Regions from separate parts of the Homo sapiens genome. Here region 1 is linked to region 2. A link is a contact called in ENCODE Hi-C or POLR2A ChIA-PET data. All regions are on one chromosome and are shown on one strand. The core of a region is the stretch at or near the end of the contact, and the rest is flanking DNA. Distances in the headings are between cores, read along the strand shown. Region 1 overlaps DLG2 (discs large MAGUK scaffold protein 2). Region 2 holds the start of ANKRD42 (ankyrin repeat domain 42).

Region 1 (4,429 bases), core at 1,765-4,264, 530 kb after region 2:
TTACATTATTGTGTTCAAAGACAGATCCTTTGGGTTATATCTTTTCTGTGTCCAAATGACTTACAAACGATGATACTCTTAGGGCTACTGACTCAATAGTAAAGGAACAATCCCTGTTCTGGTCTATCTTTGGGAGTAAAGACGGCTTTACCTTCAAACCTGCTCCGTACTCCCTCTGGGGGTCCATTATGCTCAGGGGGACAAAGACAAGTGCAGCACATGCTTTTGGGAGAAAAGATTGGTCATAAACAGTAAATTAAAATGCAATAGTTTAAATTCTATAGGTGCACAGAGGAAAGGGAGCACCTCTCTGCTGTGGGCAATTGGGAGTAGAGACGGCTTCTCAGAGCAGGACTTAAAACTGGGCTTCTAAGGTCATTAAGAGTTTGTTAAGGCCAGGTGCAATGGCTCATGCCTGTAATCCCAACTCTTTTGGAGGCCAAGGCAGCCGGATCACCTGAGGTCAGGAGTTCAAGACCAGCCTGGCCAAGATGGTGAAACTCTGTCTCTACTAAAAATACCAAAAATTAGCCGGGCATGATGGTCCAGCTACTCAGGAGGTTGAGGCAGGAGAATTGCTTGAACCTGGGAGGCGGAGCTTGCAGTGGGCCGAGATTGTGCCACTGCACTCTAGCCTAGGTGATAAGAGTGAAACTCCATCTCAAAAAAAGAAAAAAAAAAAAAAAAAAAGAAAGAAAAAAAGAAATATCCCATGTTATGGAAACAATCAGCAGCAGTTCTTGATGGCTGGAAGATTGAGGAAATGACAATGGGTTTCTTATTTTAGCGAGGTAAGTATATTGGCAGGGTGGAAAATAGACTGAGAGGCTGAGAGGGAGGTGAAGTTGGGGAGCCCAGTTAGGCAGCTGTTATAAAAACTTAAGTCAAGATGAGTAGGATTACTCTCTAAGAAGACAATATTGAAGAAAATGTTGCCCTGGGGTAAAAAGAATAAGGAGCAACTGGGTTCTAATACACCGTAGGGCCAGCTTGCATCTCCTAGCCCAATCCAGTCACCAGGCAAGTGAAGGTCACATTCTTGTCCAGACAACTGCAGCTGGGACTAGTTTTGATCTCAGATTCCAGCACCTATAGGCACCAGAGCAGCAATTCTCAATCCTGCCCATTCTTCACCTGGGAAACGTTTTTTAAATGCAGGTGCCTCAACTCTACTTCAGACCTACTGAGTGAGAATCCCTGAAAGGAGCTACAGTTTAAAAATACCCTGCACAGCCAGAACTGAGAGCCATGGCCCACACAGCAGTCAGGCCTAACAGTGACTCTTATTTGGTGTCTTTCTGGAAAAGTCTGTAGGTGTATGCATATGGCACTTGGGACACATTGTAATGGATGCAGTGTTAGAGGACTGAGAAGCCCATGAAGCAAGCTGCTTTTTCCAGGGGAGACATCACTATTAGCAGAAATGGAAGAGACGCCCTGCCACTATGTGACTTGAGTGTTTTGATCTTGAGAGATTTGAACATACCTCTGAGCACACTCAAAGGAGATGTCTTAGTCCATCTGTGCTGTTATAAAAATAAAAACAATTCTGAGGCTGGGTACTTTATAAAGAGATTATTTTGGCTCACAATCCTGCAGGCTGTACAAGAAACATGGCACCAGCATCTGCTTCTGGTGAAGGCCTCAGTGTGCTTCCACTCCTGGCAAAAGGGGAAGGTTAGCGGGCATGTGCAGAAGTCAAACAGTGAGAAAAGAGGCAAGGTGGAAGTAGGTTCCAGGCCCTTTTTGGCAACCAGCTCTGAAGGAATTTACTCAGTGACCCCAGGGAGGGCATTAATCTATTCATGAGGGATCTGCCTCTGGGACCCAAACAGCCCCCATTAGGCCCTACCTCTAACAGTGGGAGAAAATTACAACGAGAAGTTTGGCGGGCAAAAATATCAAAACTATAGCAGGAGGTGTTCCAAAAGAATTTGGGGGACTGACTCTATAAAGAATATAATACAGGTTCTTAATCATCAATGACAGTCAATAAGGAGACAGGAGAAAACACCAGTCTTAGCCTTTGTTCCCGACAAACAGACTGGATAACTTCCATCAAGGTGAATCTGTATATTACATGCTATCTCCACATCCAGAACTCTTGTATACTGTGAATAAGAAAATCTTAGTAAAAAGAATGACTTTCAGCCGGGCGCAGTGGCTCACGCCTGTAATCCCAGCACTTTGGGAGGCCGAGGTGGACGGATCACCTGAGGTCAGGAGCTCGAGACCAGCCTGGTCAACATGGCAAAACCCCATCTCTACTAAAAATACAAAAAATTAGCTGAGCATGGTGGCTCGTGCCTGTAGTCCCAGCTACTTGGGAGGCTGAGACATAAGAATCACTTGAACCCAGGAGGCGGAGTTGCAATGAGCCAACATCACACCACTGCACTCCAGCCTGGGTGACAGAGTGAGACTCCATCTCAGAAAAAAAAAAAAAAAAAAAAAAAAAAAAAAAAGAATGACATTCACTTAAGTTATGTAAGTTATGCCTGAGAAGCTAAAACCATTTCTGTTTCTCAAGCTTTTCCACTACAAAAGGTACTCCAAGTGTATTGTGTTCTTTACCTTTTTCAAGATTCTCAAAAGCCCAGGGAAATAATAATTACAACCTACAGATGGAAGAATGAGGTTCTAAAAGCTTCATAGGCTTAGTAAAGACTATATAAAGTAACTTGGGAAAGCTCACAGAGCTAAGAAGTGATGGATCTCTCCCTGAACCCATATCTGACAAAGCCAATGCTGGTAACCACCACACTGTAAATACTTACATATCTCCAGAATTCACAGTCCGTCTTGAATATTAACACATTGAAATGAAAGAGTAAGTAAAGTTTAGGATTATCTTTGACTCCCTTCTTCAGCCCTCCCTTTTTTTTTTTTTTTTTTTTTAATTACCAGAGAGTAGGGCCAGGGAAGAAGCTTCTCTAACTCAAGAACCCTCTCTTCTGCTGCTCACCAGGTCTGAATAGCCCTTGTGAAGGCAGCATTTGAGAGAACTTCTCTGCCACATGCTGATTCCTCTCACCGCGGGAAGAAACCAACCTACCCTGGGGAGCCTGAGAGCTCTTTGAGTATCTGGGGGTGAATCAACTAATCTGATTAATTGTTTTCAGAGGTGAGGAGCTGGGTACTGAGGAAGGGAAAATTTTGATGAGAAAGAATCTGGGCCTTTAGCATGTGAAACATGAGGCTCAGAATTTAATGACTTGTTCAAAGGGAGATTTTTAATAGACATGCTTTAACCAGCTATTTTGGACATCTTATACAGGTGAGAAGAGAAGGGGGATAGCAGTTGGCCAAGCTATAAGGACACTTAAAAGGACACTATAAGACTGCAAACCAGATCAGTGTGAACGTACAAGTTAATTAACTCATTTAACAGACCCTTACTATTGAGTAACTACAGACATTTTTTATTTGCATGGTTCCAATATGCATGAATTTTCATTACCATGATTTGAGTAGTTCCAGTCCCCCAACAACACAATTCAAACTTTAGCTACCACAATATATTAAGTATGAGTGATTGCATAAGGCACAAACCTGCTACTAGCTCTTCAATTCACAAATTTCTACACAATAACACATGCGCATCATCATCAGTGACTCACGTCAGTTCTTTCAAGGTCTGTCAGTGACTGGTCACTGAGCACCTGCTATTCACTTCACAACACAGACAGTAAAGCATACTTGTTTTGCCTCCTTGTCTCCAGTGATAAATCCACAGACATTTTACAAAAATGGATAATTCAAAGAGGGACTTTGTCAGCAATGAGGAAAGCACAGCAAGAAAACAAAAAGTTATAATGCTGTAAGTGAAATTTAGATGCGACAACGAATTATAGAAGATACAGCTGACTATGGGAATGTCGACCTCAACGCTCATTGAGAAATTCCACATATGCAGCCAGAGGAACTTACTGAAGGCAAACTTATGAATATAAATAAAGAAGGTGGCTGGGATATAAAGGATGAAAATGTCCCAGAGAATATGATACTGGCAAAAAAATTTACATTGAAGAACTCTTGTAGGTATTTCAAAACACAAAGTGCAAAGGATAAAAGGTTGCCAGATGATTAGAAAAAAGTGTGACAGTTTGCCAAGGCATATAAAAAATACTTGCTCTGTATCACAAGTTATATGACTGACAAGAAGAAAAAGGCAAGTACTATTCCAACTACTCTTTTTTCCAAAGAAATATAATAATTTTCACTGTTTCTAATATTTTAAAGAATAGCATACTAATAAAATATTATTTTACTATTTTTTATTTCCCTATATATCTAACAAAAAGATAATTTTTAACGTTTTGACAAAAAACTGGAAAGTTTATGGGTCAATCATAGTTTTTCTCATTGATCATTATGGTTTCATTCTTATGGTCTCCCACTGCCATGCAAAGTAAGAATTTTCCTGTTT
Region 2 (4,134 bases), core at 690-3,189:
AAATGCCAAGATTTTAAGATACAGTCCCTACCTTCCAGAAGCTCAGGGTCCTTTAGGGGTGAGGAAAAATTGTTAAACAGATAATTATAATACAATGGGATAAGTGATCTAATAAAAGGTTGTGGGAATTCAGAGACTTTGAGGAGCTCCTGCAGAAAAATTCAAGACCTATTTTGGAATCCTAAGTCAGGTATTTATTATTTACTAGTGAAGGGGGAATTAATGAATTTTATAAGTATATTAGTCAAGAAGTTTATTCTTTTCCTTAGAGGTAGAATGAAATATAGCCCCCCACCCTCCGGAGGCCTGGGTTAAGAGAGAATATTAACCGCTTATTTCTCCTCTACGCACGGAGAGGCTTATCTGTGTTCCACCGTTTCACGTTCCTTGAGGCACCACGAGTTCCTGCTTCCCTCCCTAGCGCGCTGTAAAGTCACAAGGTTGATAAGCAATTGCTACAAAAGCATGCATTCCCAAGGATGTAAGACATGTGGTGTAACAAATGTAAAAGAATAATTAACTGCCTTTGTTCTTGCTTCTGCAAGTAGGCTTCCTGTAGCACCAAACTCCCGCCACAAATTGCTTAAAAGGTGATTGATCCCTTTGTTCCGGGCTCAGACTTTCTGGACCCCAGTCCGACTGAGCCAGTGATCACCTTAATAATAAAGGGTTGTCCTGAATTCTGTTTGGCCTCTCCCGTCTCTATTTGTCCCGCAACACTAGCAGTATATCCTCAGGCAATTAACTTTTTTTTCCCTTGTTTCTCTCTCTGTAAAAAGGAAGAGGAATACTTATTTTGGCAGGTTATAATAAGAATTGAGTCAAACTCATTTATGTTGGCATAAAAAAATGAACAAGAAAATATAAAGCACTTAGTACAATGCCAGGCAGATCATAGGAACTCAGTAGATGGCAATTGTAATATTACAAAAGGTGATGGAAGTCAAAGACAATTTACTGTACCTCAAGAGAGTAGCGGTAGGATCAGAAGAATTTCCCAAATGTGTTCACAGACCAAAACTGGGGGAAAAGCAGGGTAGTTTCCTGGTAAGACGAACAGCACATGACAAGGCAGAGATATTAAAAAGTAAGGTACGCTTCCAGGACGAGTTCATTATTCCTGAAGGGAGAAGGCAATAAGGGTGGAAAAACTGGGCCGAGAGGGGAATCCAGGTTGGTGATGCCCCTGGAGGGCAGGTAATTCTTACTAATTTCTGTATTTTCTGCTGCTGGCACAAAACGTGACCCATACGTTTGCAACAAATGGTGAAATAATTCATTCCTGTTGTTAAGCAATAGGGTTGTAGAAATATTTGAGCAGTAAACATGCTACAGTGAAAGGATTCTCGGATTTGGAGTCAGGAGACCTGAAGCACTCTTTTGACTAATGACCTGTGTTTTTTTACTGGTTTTACAACTTACCTGCTGCCTGGCCTTACCAAAGTACTGATATATTGAGTCTCTTGACCCATAAAACAGGGGTAACAACTAACAAGCGATTATTAAAGAGTTGGCGCTAGTAAAGTACGCAATAAAAACAGCGGCTGCAGCTGCTAAATTCTCCTTTAGGTCTTTTTCCATACTTGCGAAATGACAGGGCAACAAATTTCCTTCCAACCACCACTGAGAAAGTATACCACGTTTGCCCAAGGACAAAAAGGCCCCGCCCGGCCCGCGCCACACAGGTCACCTACGCAGAATGCAGTCCTGGGGGGTTCCACTTGTGTCGCTCAGCGATGGAGGGCGCGATCGATGACAGGCCACTCCAGAGACGGACCTAGATAGGTTCGCATGAGGCCGAGCCGAATTTCACCAAAAACCAGTTTACACCACCTCCCGATTTGTCCACACGAAAAGCCATGGAATAGCTGAGGGAAAGGAAACCGGAAGTAGCGTGGGCCGTGAGGAACGGGAAATGACCTCAGCACGTCGGAAGTGTACTCGTTTCCAAGGCGACGGCCCTGCTGCCTCTCCAGCCAAGTGGCTGGAGTCGGGAGGCTGGAAAGAGACTCCGAGAAAGTACCAGCGGAAGGCGGCCGCCGCTACGGCGATTCGCAGGGAGTAGCAGACGAAGACGGTGGCCGCCGCACTAGCCACCACGTGTGGAGGATAAACGGTCTACACGGCCATTCCGGCGCCGAGTCTAGGGAAAGAGTTAGCGACGACGGGGAAAGAAAATGTGAAGAGAGCGACCGCCGCTCCAGGGTCGCTGCAGGAAGCCTAAGTGCAGACGCCGGCTTCTCCCGCAGTGACTTGAGAAGGGTCAGTGAAAACCTCGGCCACTGCCGCAGCGTCTCTAGGGAGAGAGTTAGGGGAGATAGTGGCCACAGTCACAGCTGCTCTTGGGAGAGAGTTAGGGGAGACAGCACCTTCTGCAGCAGCGACGTGAATTTTAGTGAAGTTGGAGGCCACCAAACTACCGACTCCAGGGGAACAGCCAGAGAAGACCGAGGCCTCCGCCTCAGTGGTCCTTGGGAGGGAGTCAGTGACATTCGGGACCCGCGAACTAGTGACTTCGGGGATAGAGTCAGTGACGATCGCAGTCGCCGCTTCAGTGGCTCCTGGGAGGGAGGGAGTGTCGAAGGCGGCCACAGCGTTGGTAGTTCTTGGGAGGAAGTAAGTGGAGACCGCGGCTACGCAGCCAGCGACTCCTCTGGTGTGAGCGGCAGTGAAGACGCCAGCTACCGCTTCAGTGGCTTTTGGGAGAGAGAAAGTGAAGACGAAGGTTTCCGCTGCAGCTTCTGGGAGAGAGCAAGAGAGGACCTTGGGCCCCGTCCTAGTGACGACGGAGAAGAGGGCCGCTGCCGCTGCAGTGGCTCGTGGGTGAGAGCAAGTGAAGACCGCCGCAGCATCAGGGGCCTGGACTCAACTCCTCCCCAGAGTCGGAGGTGTTGCGCCATGCCCGGGGTGGCCAATTCAGGCCCCTCCACTTCCTCTAGGGAGACTGCAAACCCCTGTGAGTCAGACTGTCATTGGCCTTCATCTCTGTCGTATTCCTTTTCTCACTTAAGCCCGCAACAGCCTTAGCCCTTTCTGGCATTTCCTTTTCTCAGCCGTCACTCCCCCCTTTCCCTTTTTAATTTATTTTCAGGGGATACCAAAGCTGTTCAGCTCTCCCCTGTTCTGTATTATTTCCGCTTTCTTTCCTTTTTTCCATCCACACTATTCCTCCGAGTCTTCTTGCCCAGCTTGACATCAACTCTTGTTCAGTCTTAATGGACGGACCCTTTTAAGTTCTTCCTTGACTTCCCTGCAGCATTTGACCCTGTGGAGGTGACAAATTAGTACTTACTTAGTTTTCTTCTTTCACTCCATTGAGTGACCCTTTCCCTTACCGTTTTCTTTTCTTCTGCCATCTTCTTAAATGCAGCTTTTACCCCTTGATGATGCCATCATTGGTTCTCTTTTTCTTGTCATTTACTGTGACTTCAGTCCTACTGGTGGCCCTCAAATCGGTTACTCATTCAACCATCCAGTAAATATTTACTGCATATGCCTACTTTGTGCTCCGTCTTAAGGAACTTAAGAAGACAGGCACATTCTTTACCTTCTAGTGAGGAAGATAAATGCTGAGCAAATAATGACAAGTGAGATCAGTGTTATAAAGGACGGTAGAATGCCACTGATTCCAGTAGGGGGTGAGTATGGGTGTCAGAAAAAGCATTCTAATACAGAGACACACGTAACACTGAGACCTGAATTCCGTATCTCTCCTCGGAGCTGCAAACATATATATAGATATCTCCCTTCTGGAAATTTTCCTTGGGTACCTCAAGAGCAGCATGTCCAAAATGTAATTTTATATCTATATATCCTCTCTGTCCTTCAGTGTTTGCTGTCTCAACTAATGGCACCACAGCACTCAGATGATAAAGCCACACACCTTGGAGTTATCTTATTACTTTTCCCTTGTTTCACCCACTGTATCCATTCCAGTTTAGTTCATTCTAATTTTATTAATATTTGTTGAATCTTTCTCCTTTTCTTTTCCCAGTGTTCAGAGTCTCATTTTTTCTGGTCTAGACTATTGTAAACTGTATTCTTACATGATCTACCTACTCTCTCTCTCTCTCTTTTTTTTTTTTTTTTGGAGACGGAGTCTTGCTCTGTCCCCCATGCTGGAGTGCAGTGGCG

The links. A loop is a pair of places that touch in the nucleus more often than their neighbours do. ChIA-PET counts read pairs that join two places held with the same protein, here RNA polymerase II (POLR2A). Pooled maps may share reads with other maps.
Region 1: a map with no recorded cell type shows a loop between it and region 2 (4-fold over the local background). The contact joins the enhancer-like site here to the promoter of ANKRD42 in region 2. A Hi-C loop is called at or near these places in 1 of 37 single-sample maps with no recorded cell type and 4 of 50 pooled maps. POLR2A ChIA-PET finds 5 or more read pairs at or near these places in 1 of 52 experiments (PC-9).

What each region holds. Positions count from the first base shown.
Region 1 is chr11:83,717,862-83,722,290 of GRCh38, forward strand. The region is part of intron 18 of DLG2 (discs large MAGUK scaffold protein 2); the gene reads right to left. It overlaps DLG2-AS2 (DLG2 antisense RNA 2), which reads left to right. Exons shown (of 12, transcript NR_187249.1): 11 at 2,969-3,124. Among named protein-coding and RNA genes, the nearest start is that of DLG2-AS2, 82 kb to the left of the region's middle. Within about 2 kb of position 3,015, at least 2 of the 41 ENCODE cell types and tissues checked have a DNase peak (open chromatin) inside an H3K27ac peak, as active enhancers do.
Region 2 is chr11:83,191,773-83,195,906 of GRCh38, forward strand. It overlaps ANKRD42 (ankyrin repeat domain 42), which reads left to right and starts at 1,940. Exons shown (of 11, transcript NM_001300975.2): 1 at 1,940-2,956. The coding sequence starts at 2,899. ANKRD42-DT (ANKRD42 divergent transcript) reads right to left here and starts at 1,897. Exons shown (of 3, transcript NR_149009.1): 1 at 1,695-1,897. RefSeq lists enhancers at 1,647-1,866, 1,927-2,036, 2,557-2,916 and a silencer at 2,171-2,349.